2 separate regions of the Homo sapiens genome follow, and region 1 is linked to region 2. A link is an interaction called in ENCODE POLR2A ChIA-PET data of the cell type or tissue named here. Cell type or tissue: OCI-LY7. All regions are shown on one strand. Each heading gives the region's core, and the rest is flanking DNA. Links, peaks and the distances in the headings are about the cores only.

Region 1 (5,000 bases), core at 1-5,000, 1.5 Mb before region 2:
ATGATTCAGATGCTTCTGATACTAGATCTGTTTAGAAATAACATCAAGAACAGTTTTTATATTTTATTTTCACATTGAAAATCAGTCAGATTTGCTTTAGCCTCAAAGAATGTGTTTACGTAAAATTAAATGAATGCTGGCAGTGAGCTGTACTTTTTTTTTCTAAACCGGAAAAGGGTTAATATAGCTTTCATCGTTGTTTTCAGTAGGAGGGCTAGTCCAATCACAAGCTACTCTATTGTGGCCAAAAGCAAAAATCTGGTGGTAATCATTTTTAATCGCCATTGTTGATTTCTCCGCAGTGGCTTCTGGCATTGATAACTTGGTTGTCACATGGTCATATGTGAAGGCACCCGGTTTATTCATTTGTTCCTTTGTCCATTAAATAGTTTTTGAGCACTTCTTTCAGGCCAGGTATTACTCTAGACACAAGCAATATAACAATATTTAAGATAAGATCTGTGTCACTTTGGCACTTGCAGCCTGTTTTTATAGAAAGGCTACTAAATGGTTGCCGAGTCGGACTTGTGGTAATTAAAATAGACTTTTCTTGTGTGGGGGTTGGGAGTGAGAAAAAAGAGACTGGAATCTTTTAGATGATTACATCTTCTTTATATAAATATTTTTAGCCTTTTGAAAAAACTCTGTAGAGCTTAATGCAGTTCACAGTTCACCCACACTACATCAATATTTGGCCTACCTTTTGCAAGCCCAATTCCCTAACTATGAGTTTCTGTGTTACATAAAAATCTCACCGGGAGCACAATTATTTGACAATTTGAGTTGAAACTCCAGGAACTGATTTATGGAGAACAAACTTAGCTCTGAAATTATGTCTCTTTATGAATATCGACATGAAATCTGATGAAGAATCATCCTACTGTGGTTTCCCATTTTAACTTCTGTTTTTGAAAAACATTTCAGATGCAACTAAGCACTTATTAAATGCTTCGTGATACCAAAAAATGGCTTGGTGGTCTTTGTCTTCCAGAATAGCATAAATTTCAGTGTTACCAAGATAAAAATATAATCTGGGCACATGTCACTGTTAAAATATTATAGTCAGATCAAGGATTCTATTCCTGTCTTTGTTATTCTTTCCCACTTTTGAAACTTTATCCAGTGGATTTTTTTTTATTACAAAGACGTATTCCAGAGATAACAGTTTGTACTTCTGATTATGATCCATGTTCATGTGATCAAAAGGCAGCAATAATAGGACACTGTCATATATGGTAGCTCCATAGAAACTAGGCTGCACTGGGAGGACAGATTCGCCATCTTGAGCACCTGTGGCTTGGTATTCTCGAAATTGTAGCCCCTTTGGAATGGCTGAAGAACTACCAGTTAAAGGTAAAGAAACCAGACACACAAGGCCACGTATTGTATGATTCCACTTACATGAAATGTCCAGAATGGGCAAATCCATAGAGACAGAAAGATTAGTGTTTTTCAGGGGCTGGTGGGAGGGGGAAATAGGGAGTGACAATGTATACAGGTGATGGGGTTTTGGGGTGATCAAAATGTTCTGGAATTAGGTAGTGGTAATGGTTGCAAGACATTGTAAATGTAGTAAAAAACAATGAATGGTACACTTAAAATGAATTTTATCTTATATTTTAAAAAATCACACACAGGCCGTGCACAGTGGCTCACGCCTGTGATCCCAGCACTTTGGGAGGCCGAGACGGGTGGATCACCTGAGGTCAGGAGTTGGAGAACAGCCTGACCAAAAGGGAGAAACTCCATCTCTAATAAAATACAAAAATTAGCCGGGCGTGGTAGCGCATGCCTGTAATCCCAGCTACTTGAGAGGCTGAGGCAGGAGAATCACTTTAACCCGGGAGGCAGAGGTTGCAGTGAGCCTAGATCGCACCATTGCACTCCAGCCTGGGCAACAAGAGTGAAACTCCGTCTCAAAAAAAAAAAAAAAAAAAATCACGCATAGCTAGAAAGGCTGTAGCTAGTTTGAGGAAGTCAGTACTAACACCTGGCTATTCAGAGAATGCCATCCTGCCCCCCTTTCTTTGGCATCAACTCTGAAGCATAGTTATGTTATGGTTGGAAAATCTTTTCTAACTAGAGATTAAGCTCTTGGGGACAAAGTAAACTTGCCTCTTACAGGAAACACCAAAGTTCCAGCTTAACAGAGAAAGGGAACCTCCTTGGGAATCATACTTTTCCCATTATTGGGTAGTGCTCGGACAGATGTCAAAGTGCTGTATGTTTCCATGGTGATCATATCCAGCTTATCATTACTTGTATCTTTGCCCTAAAGTTTAATTTCTTACTTTGGGACTCATTATAATAATGGGAGCACCGGCCTTTTGGGAGGCCAAGGCGGGTGGATCACGTGAGGTCAGGAGTTTGAGAGCAGCCTGGCCAACATGGCGAAACGCTGTCTCTACTCACGCCTGTAATCCCAGCACTTTGGGAGGCTGAGGCGGGCGGATCACGAGGTCAGGAGATCGAGACCATCCTGGCTAACACGGTGAAACCCCGTCTTTACTAAAAATACAAAAAATTAGCCGGGCGTGGTGGCGGATGACTGTAGTCCCAGCTGCTCGGGAGGCTGAGGCAGAAGAATGGCGTGAACCTAGGAGGCAGAGCTTGCAGTGAGCCGAGATCGCGCCACTGCACTCCAGCCTGGGCAACAGAGCAAGACTCTGTCTCAAAAAAAAAAAAATACAAAAATTAGCTGGGCGTGGTGGTGGGTGCCTGTGGGCCCAGCTACTTGGGAGGCTGAGGCAGGATACTCTCTTGAACCCAGGAAGCAGAGGTTGCAGTGAGCCGAGATCACGCCATTGCACTCCAGCCTAAGCGACAGAGTGAAACTCCGTCTCAAAAAAATAAAAAATAAAAAATAATGTAAGTACCAGGCCTTTGTTTGAGTTCAGTTTTTCTTTGGTGAGCACTTTTCTAAAATCTCTCTCATCTTACCTATGTTAACTTTGTCTCAGAAGCAGGCTCATTTGTGCAGTTAGCTGAAATATTTATTCAGAAAGTCATTTATAGCAGTTGTCTTTTCATCAAACATAATACCTTTAAAATAGCAGAAAATTAATGCCATTCATGATTTTGCCATTTTACTAAGTAGTCAGAAGCTATGTCTCCCTTAGCCCCATCATATACATTTGAAATATCTTTATCCTAGATAATCTGTATTCATTTGAATGCAAAAGTTTTATCAATATGAGTGAACTTATACATCTTTTTATTCGCTGATGGAGATATCACTTGAAACTTTGTTCCTGGCAAAGCAAAGAGATGAAATGTATTGAAAAAAATCGATTAGACTTTTAAAACTTCAAAATACTTTTATAGAAAATGTAAATAAGATTGTTTCTAACTGCAGAGTGTTTTACATAAAATCTTTATGTGAAGAATTTATATTGCAGTACAATAAAGTCAGTGCTTTTTATATGTTTTGAATGGTAAACATTTTGAAGGTATTTTTTGAAGTAACTAGGTATTGACATTTTTTAATAATATATTTTGAATAAAGCACACCTAAAATGCATGAACTTGTGTAAGTATTTGGCATCATTAGTCTAGTTGTACATATTTTTAAAAATAAGAATGGGCTTAGAAGATAATGTATTTGTAGTAAGTATAGTATATTTTTTACTGAGTGAGTCTGATACGTCTTTTAGATATTTGAGTAAAGTCTACTGTTAAAGTATTCCAGATTTTTAAATTCCAGTGTCCTTGCTGTGGAATCTAGTGTTGGCTTTCTGATGTCAGAATAATCAAACCCTGCTCATATACACATCCAGAAAACTTTTTCTAATGATGATACATTTAGCAAAATCGCAAGTCTTTAAAAATTCTAGTTAAATAGACTTACTTGAGACAAGTGTACATTGTGAAATCTAAAATAAAAATTTGTGACTATATAATACATAATCTTCATTATGTAGGCTATTTCTAAAAACTTAGTTTCTGTGCTGATTTCATGTTAAGTTTTTCAAACGTTAGCAGATTATAATGGCTACAGTAAGTTTTGTTCTAAATCTGGTAGCCATTTATTATTAAATGATTAATGATTAAACATTAATCATTTAATAATTACTTAGGAATTATAAATTACAATGTCAAATCTTCATACATCAGGCTCCTTGCACTATAATTACTTAAAATTAGTTTGCATCAATAGTCTATATAAACAGATATCTTAGTTTAGAGGAAAAAATATTCTATTTTCTAGGTACTTTAATAGTTTGGTCTTGTGAAAATTACATAGGTGTGTGTTTATGTATGTGTATACACACATGTATTGGGGGCTTACAATACCAAATTAATAAGACTGCCCCTCACTCCTTAAATCGACTATCTGCCCTGCCAGTAATCCCCCACCTGTACTGGTATATACAGAGTTTTCTCTGGTACAAATGATTAATCAAGAAAAAGGGTGTGAAATATTTGTGTTCGTTTCTTTTTAAATGAATAATGGGATACACATAAACTAGTAACACCACATTGATTTCCTAAAGACCTAATACAGCTTTAAGAGGGAATAACATTCCAGAGCTCCAGGATTATTTTAATTTAGCTTTCAAGATGGTTACGATTTTGATTTAATATAGAGACTTCATAGTGTTAAATTTTAGGGTTTTTTTTTTTTTTTTTGTATTTTTAGTAGAGATGGGGTTTCACCATGTTGGTCAGGCTGGTCTCGAACTCCTGCCCTGATGATCTGCCTGCCTCGGCCTCCCAAAGTGCTGGGATTACAGGCGTGAGCCACTGTGCCCAACCTAAATTTTAGGTATTTAAAACATCCATTGATGCTTTGTTTTGTTTTTGGGTTTTTTTTTTATTGTTGTTACTTAAGGGATGCATCTTATTTATTTGGTTGACTTTTATCTAGACATCATAAATGTGATGCTTACTTTTTTATTAGCCACTTCATTGTTGATGTCTTAATGGGAGATCTTAGTTTGATGAATCTACTCTTTGAAATTTTAGTTTGATTAGTCATTTGTTTCTGCTAGGTTTTGGCT
Region 2 (7,642 bases), core at 1,249-6,248:
ACTCAGAATTGTCTTTGATTCTTCCCTTGACTCAGGTACCAACATCCTATTGATTTTGTCTCAGAAGTGTCCTCTTGGGCCCAGGCCCCTGGTGGCCTTTCCTGTTGGCCCAGTCTGGGCCCTCAGCACCTCATCTTCACACTCCCTGCAATAGCTTCTCTGTCTGGTGTTTCTGCCTCCGTTCTCCATTCCAGCCCGTCTTTGATGTAACCATTGTTTAGTCCAAAACCTAGGTTGAGTTGACATTGCCCATGAAATAGAATACAGATGCATCGGGTCGGCGGCTTCATCTGGCCACGGTGCAGGAAGGCAGGGAGAACCCGGATTTGAGTGGTCAGCTCCACCAGTCACTGCTGCGCACAACCAGGCTATATCACCTGTCTGTGCATTAGTGTCCTTGTCTGTATCTGAGGATAAAAACACTGCCTTTCTCATAGGGTTGATGCAAGGATTAAATGAGTGAACATTTAAAATCCTTAGAACACAGCCTGACACATAAAAGGTGCTTGATAACGGTTAGCCAAGATTATGTTTTATAATTATTTCTTGGCATTCTCCCCTCTGGGCTGTGAGCTGCTTCCTGTATTGTGCCTGGCTGTAGCTTTTTAATAACCAATTGCTGAATCAATGAATGAGAGAAAGAAAAAGGGGCCGGGTGTGTTGGCTCACACCTGTAATCCCAGTACTGTGGGAGGCTGAGATGGGTGGATCACCTGAGGTCGGGAGTTTGAGACCAGCCTGGTCAACATGGTGAAACTCCATCTCTACTAAAAATACAAAAATTAGCTGGGCATGGTGGTGGGCACCTGTAATCCCAGCTACTTGGGTGGCTGAAGCAAGAGAATCACTTGAATCTGGCAGGTGGAGGTTGCAGTGAGCTGAGATCACGCCATTGCACTCCAGCCTGGGCAACATGAGTGAAACTCCGCCTCAAAAAAAAAAAAAGAGAAGAAGAAGAAGAAAGAAAAGAAAAAGGGAGGGAAGGAGGGAAGATTAAAACATAGTTACTACTCTAAAGAAACTTACTGGCTAGTTGGGGGATATAAGATGCCCTAATATAGCAGTCCCCAACCTTTTTGGCACCAGGGAGTGGTTTCATGGAAGACAGTTTTTCAGTGGTAGGGGACATAGTTTTGGGATGAAACTGTTCCACCTTGGATCAGGCATTAGTTAGATTCCCATAAGGAGCGCGCATCCTAGATCCCTCACATGTGCAGTTCACAGTAGGGTTTGCACTCCTATGAGAATCTAATGCTGCAGCTGATGGGACAGGAGGGAGGCGAAGTCAGGCAGTAATGCCTGCTCGCCTGCCGCTCACCTCCTGCTGTGCAGCCGGTTCCTAACAGGCCCCGAACTGGTACCATAAGAGGTTCAGGGAAAGGAGGGATTTCTATGGGGGGGGAAAGGAGGTAGGTTCAATTGTTGCAATCAAAGGTGCCAAACTCCTATTTGTCACCATTTCAGATCCCACAGAGAAAGAGGAGTGTCAGGATCCGGTGTGCTTCTAAGAGACAGTCGTATAAGTGAAGTCTTCCTGCGGGACCCTACACTTTACCCCTGCTGAAATTTGCCTTTCCCTCAGGTGACATTTTGAGCTGCTTAACAGGAAACAGGCACTTTCAGAAGTACAATGACTGTCTAATGATTTCTGAGTGATTCCCTCCAGGGTGTCTAGATTTCTTCCTGGCTCTCAGAGGTAGAAGGAACTCTCAGAGGACATTTACCTGTCAGCTCCAGCACTAACACCCAGAACTCTTGCCTTCTAAAACATCGCAGGAAGTGGGGTGGCTGTTCCTGAAGCTGGCATCACTGAGCTGGTAGGAAGAGTTACCTTGAGTGAGCTGCTGTTGAATGTAAAACAGCTGTGCCATGTGCAGATGATTTCATCCTATGAGCTTCCTCACTCACTGTCAGAGGCCAGGCTTTATAAAGTATTGTCAATTGCTTTTACTGTTTTACTTATTTTTTGTTTTTTTGCATTAGGTACCCACTAAAGTCACCTGTCAAACTACATCTTGAAGCCAATTGCAGTCTTGAAATCCTGCTTTGTGGTGCAGGTTCTACTGCATAGAATGTTATATGAGTTAGCTCCTGCTGCTGATCAAACACCTCAAATTAATGGCTTAAAAGAATCATCATTGGTGGCCGGGTGTGGTGGCTCACTCCTGTAATCCCAGCACTTTGGGAGGCCAAGGCTGGCAGATCACCTGAGGTCAGGAGTTCAAAACCAGCTTGGCCAACATGGCGAAACCCCGTCTCTACTAAAAATACAAAAAGTAGCCAGGCGTGGTGATAGGCCCCTGTAATCTAGCTACTCGGGAGGCTGAGGCAGGAGAATCACTTGAACCTGGGAGGTGGAGGTTGCAGTGAGCCAAGATCGCACCATTGCACTCCAGCCTGGGTGACAGAGCAAGACTCCATCTCAAAAAAAAAAAAAATTCATCATAGGCTGGGCGCAGTGGCTCATGCCTGTAATCCCAGCACTTTGGGAGGCTGAGGTGAGAGGATCACTTGAGCCCAGGAGTTCGAGACCAGTCTGGGCAACATAATGAGACTCCATCTCTATATTAAAAAAAAAAAAAAAAGTAGTTGGACATGGTGACACGTGTCTGTAGTCCTAACTATTCAGGAGACTGAGGTAGGAGGATTGCTTGAGCCTGGGAGGTCGAGGCTGCAGTGAGCCATGATCTAGCCTTGGTGACAGAGTGAGACTCAAAAAAGAAGAAGAAGAAGAATCATTGTTTGCTCAGCAGTTCTGTATGTTGGCTCAGCTTGAATGGCTCATCTCTATTCCTTGTGGTGTTAGCTGGGCTCCCTTGTATATTTGGACCTCAGCTGGGATGTCTGGGACAGCTGGGGCCTGTCTCTGTGGGGTCTCACATCCTTCAGGAAGCGATTCCAAGCTTTTTCACTTGATGGCAGAAGGGTTCCCAGCAACAAGAGAAAGCAAGCCCCAATACACAATACGCAACAGTTTCTCCTTGTGTCATATTTGCTAATGTCCTATTGGCTGTAGCAAGTCAAGAGGCCAAGCCAGATTCCTTTTGGCGGGGACCACAGGAGGGTGTGGGTACAGGAAAGCATGATTGTCATGGGCCATTGCTGCAGTAGTTTATAACAAGGAGTTTATCTAGGATCTTGGGAGAAGGGAAAGCAGCATCATTCTTTAGAGAGTTGCCTGGGATAGATGCAGCCAGTGGTTAGAGAGCTCCACTCACCATCTGCATGGGCCCCTTTAGCCCCACTTCCCTCTGTGACCAGCAGCTACACATAAGCTTAAGCCATCTGGCTCACAGATTGATGGGCACTCAGTCCCACAGGAGCCACCAGGAGAATATGGCTGGATCAGCACAAATCTGATGTTAATGCTAGAAAAGGAACTCAGAGCTGGTATGCAATATAGCCCACGCAGATCTTTCGGCAGAGTGACATCTAAAATTCCCTGCAGTTTTCTCAGCCTGCCCTGAGTCTGAGCTGCATATTCATTCTGTTCGACAGCAATTCTGGGGTCTGCCTGTTCTTTGTTCCTCTAACCGTGCTGTGGACAACATTCTGAGGACAGCAAAGCCATGGAGGAGAGTTCGGGGAAGGGGGAGAATCAAAGACATGCCTACGAGACTGGACACCCAGATTCGTTAGTTGGGTTTGCTGCCCTTGCCTTTGATCTCCTGTGCAAGTGGAAGGGTGAGCTGATGGACTATTGACGCCTGGCTTCATCCTCGTTGTAACGATCTTATTTTCACTGTATATCCTTTCAGGGTTATGCCGACGTTAAAGATTTTATTTAGCAATTATTTGTGCTATCTCATCAAGATATTGCTGTGTGATGCTGCACCAAGAGACAATAATTCAGGAAATGATTTTAAGATCAGAAAGGTGTTTGGATTTAGAGTCTAGAATGAGTAGGAGAAGGAATAAAAAGGATCGATGGTCTTTGTGCCCTAGAATGATGCTGGGCCCTGGGCATCAAAGACACATTTATCACCCCCTTCTCTTTGTTTGTCTGAGCCAGGTGATATGGAGGGGGCTGATCTGGTATCAAAGAACATCTATCAAGTGCATTTAGGAAAATAATTCAAGGAGATGACTAGGCTTTCTGAGACATGATTACTGGGGAGGTGACCTTTATTGCAAGCCGTGAAGAGTAATTAAATTTGAGCAAGAAAGAAATTTCCATTCTTTTAGGCTGAGTTTATGAGAGTGTCTCAGATTAAGCAAATTCAACTGTCTTGGTCACTGAAAATCTCTTACTCTGTTGGGATTTTTGAAGGTTCTCGGTTAGCTAACATCAACATCATTGAGAAAGATGGCTTCAGTGACTGTGTCTGTATGTTTGTGCATACACGTGTGGCCTAGTAGGGAAACACAAGCAGAGCTCCACACCACCCTGTCCATCTCATGTCTGTCTTTTCCCAGTTTGAGATCCACAAACTGAGCTCATCTTGGCCACCATGGTGTCCCTAAGACTTTGTGTGTTGCACGACACTTATTAAGCACTTAAGAAGTCTTTGTTGAATGAATGAATCAAGAAAATCTGGAAGAGGAATTTTCTAAAAGTATCTTTAGTTGACAGTTTTTCTGGAATTAACCTAGACATTTTAATGGTCACAGAACAATGACTGATGATGTCATTTAAGTTCTTTTGGTTGAGCTGAGATAAGAAATGAAGCTGACAAAACAAGTGACCAGAGTTAAATTTATACACTATTAAAAACAAGTAAACACTCACTGCCAAAGACCCACACTCCTGAATGACTTAGATTACCAGCCTAGTGTAGTAAAATATTTATCGTTTTGTAGTGTATTAGTATTTTCCCAGAATTAAAATAGCTTATTGTATTTTCTAATTATTAAGTCAATATATACTCATGTAGAATGGTCAAACAATAAAACAGTTTAAAGAACTGAATAAAAGTATCCCTACTTCTGTGTTGTTACATTTTAAGAAAAATTTTTAAAATTTTCTTTTTAATTCTTAATTGTGGTAAAATACCCATAATGTAAAATGTACTTTTAATCACTTTTAAGTATAGTTCAGTAGGGTTAAGTATATTCACACTGTTGTGCAACCAATCTCTAGAACTTTCTGCAAAACTGATACTCTCCAACTCCCCCTTTCCCCCTCTCTCCAGCTCTGGGCAACCACCATTCTACTTTCTGTTTCTACGAATTTGACTACTCTGGGTACCTCATATATATGGAATAATATAGTGTTTGTCCTTTTGTGACTGGCTTCTTTCACTTAGCGCAGTGTCCCCAAGATTCATCCATGTTGTAGCATGTATCAGTACTTTTGCCCCTTTCAAGGCTGAGTAATACTCTCTTGTATGTATGTATAATACCACATTTTGTTTATCCATTCGCCATCGAGGGACATTTGGGTTGCTACTGTGAATACTGCTGCTGCTGTGGACATTGGTATTGGAATATCTTTTCACATGTGACTTTACCCACACAAACTTTACTTGTGCCTGAGCTCATACTGCATGTGCTGCGTCATACAGTAGTATACATGGACTTCGTCTCTTGTCAATTCTTTTTTTTTTTTTTTAAGACAGCATCTTGCTCTGTTGCCCAGGCTGGATGCAGTGCCATGATCTCGGCTCACTGCAACCTTCTCCTCCCAGGTTCAAGCGATTCCCCTGCTTCAGCCTCCCGAATAGCTGGGATTACGGGCATGCGCCACCACGCCCAGCTAATTTTCGTATTTTAGGAGAGAAGGGGTTTCACCATGTTGGCCAGGCTGGTCTTGAACTCCTAACCTCAAGTGATCCCCTGCCTCTCAAAGTGCTGGGATTACAGGTGTGAGCCGCTGCGCCCGGCAGTCTTGTCAGTTCATATGGATACACAGTACTCTTTTTTTACTATGTGTGCAATGTCCCCTTGTATGGATTCATCTGTTTGTGGCTGGACATTTTGGTTGTTTTCCATTTCTTTATGTTATGCCTCAGTAAACATGCAGAGACTTAGACCTTTGCACCCTTGCCTGGTAATAAAAATCCTAACAGTTGGGTCTTAGGCTGGATTCTCTAGAAGCAGAATCTGAGACAGGGACTTGGTTGTGAGTGATTTGCTGAGGGACTGTTCTAGAGTTGTCCTCTTTGGGACAAAGCGACAGGGCTTTTGTACTATCAGTCATTTATCTTGTAATCCCAGGCCTCTTGAGACCTTCAGCGAAAAGGATTTCTGTAGAAGGTGGTGGTTGTGAGCTTACAGGGCAGTCGGTAGTGGGGGCAGCCTCTAACACAGAGGATATGGGTTGAGGTATCACTGCGAGTGCTCATAACCTCTGTGGTCCTGTCTTTAGGCCTGGTGCTATGCTAAGTACATAAATGCAGTTCTAACAGTCCAATGTTGTAGGGGCTAGTAGTATATATCTACTCTACAAGTAACTTTCCCAGGGTCTACCAGCTAGCAAGGTGTGGTGGGATTGTAAGACACACTCAGGTCTGTCCAGTATTAAAGCCCGAGTCCTTTTATTGGTGGGCTGTAGAATGTAAAGTTTAATTCCTAGAAGCTGAATTTATGGACCAAGGAGATAGACATATTTATCCCAGTTTCTTTCCCTACCCCTTCTCCAAGTTATATCAACTTAGATGTCCTGTGATATTATATTTGACTGTTCTCCTGTCATCCCTGGGTCTTGTCAGTTTTTTAAGTATCTGCTAATCCAATTGATAGAGATTTTTTTTTGGCTTGATTTTCCTTACTTTTACAATTGCTGAGGCTGACACCCTTGCCCGTGTGGATTGGCCAGCTGTATTCTTCTCTTAAGGCCCAGTTTTTAGTCCGAGGGCCTTGGCTTCTTTTTTTTTTTTTTTTTGAGACCGAGTCTTGCTCTGTCACCCAGGCTGGAGTACAGTAGTGCAATCTCGGCTCACTGCAATCTCTGTCTCACAGGTTCATGTGACTCTCATTCCTCAGCCTCCCGAGTAGCTGGGATTACAGGTGCCCGCCACCACACCCAGCTACTTTTTGTATTTTTAGTAGAGATGGGGTTTCACCATGTTGGCCAGGCTGGTCTCAAACTCCTGACCTCAAATGATCCGCCTGCCTCGGCCTCCCCAAGTGCTGGCATTACAGGTGTGAGCCACTGTGCCCGGCTGGCCTTCACTCATTTTTGATGGTTCTTTGCATCCGGGTTTGAATTGTCCTAATCTCCCCCATGGATTTGAATGCTGCATTTATAGTACACTCGTTTTGCACCAGTGCTTTGTTCTATTTCTAGATTTCACAGAGGTAGGTGTGTAGTTGTTTTTGTTTGTTTGTTTGTTTGTTTTTTGAGACGGAGTCTCGCTCTGTCACCCAGGCTGGAGTGCAGTGGCGTGATCTCAACTCACTGCAACCTCTGCCTCCCAGGTTCAAGCGATTCTCCTGTCTCAGCCTCCTGAGTAGCTGGGACTACAGGCAAGTGCCACCATGCCCGGCTAATTTTTTGTATTTTTAATAGAGACGGGGTTTCATCCGGTTAGCCAGGATGGTCTTGACCTCCTGATCTTGTGATCCGCCCACCTTGGCCTCCCAAAGTGCTGGGATTACAGGCATGAGCCACTGCACCCGGCCACAGGTATCTAGTTTTATGCTAGTATCCCATCCTTTTGATTGCCATACACCTTTTTTTTTTTTTTTTTTTTTTGAGGCC

What was found. ChIA-PET counts read pairs that join two places held together with the same protein. Peaks named below come from ENCODE experiments on the same cell type or tissue, not always from the same donor. Only the 100,000 strongest peaks of a DNase experiment are listed, where the experiment ranks them.
Region 1: POLR2A ChIA-PET joins it to region 2 with 6 read pairs; 1 of 35 experiments calls an interaction of 5 or more read pairs at or near these places.

Annotation. Positions count from the first base shown.
Region 1 is chr14:90,853,299-90,858,298 of GRCh38, reverse strand. It overlaps RPS6KA5 (ribosomal protein S6 kinase A5), which reads left to right. Exons shown (of 17, transcript NM_004755.4): 17 at 1-5,000. Among named protein-coding and RNA genes, the nearest start is that of LINC02321, 28 kb to the right of the region's middle. In OCI-LY7, for the core only: no CTCF peak of the experiment used is centred there; a DNase peak (open chromatin) is centred at 1,998.
Region 2 is chr14:89,311,466-89,319,107 of GRCh38, reverse strand. All of the region lies in intron 3 of FOXN3 (forkhead box N3), which reads left to right. Among named protein-coding and RNA genes, the nearest start is that of FOXN3-AS3, 35 kb to the left of the region's middle. In OCI-LY7, for the core only: no CTCF peak of the experiment used is centred there; a DNase peak (open chromatin) is centred at 1,607; H3K4me3 peaks cover 600 bases; H3K27ac peaks cover 904 bases.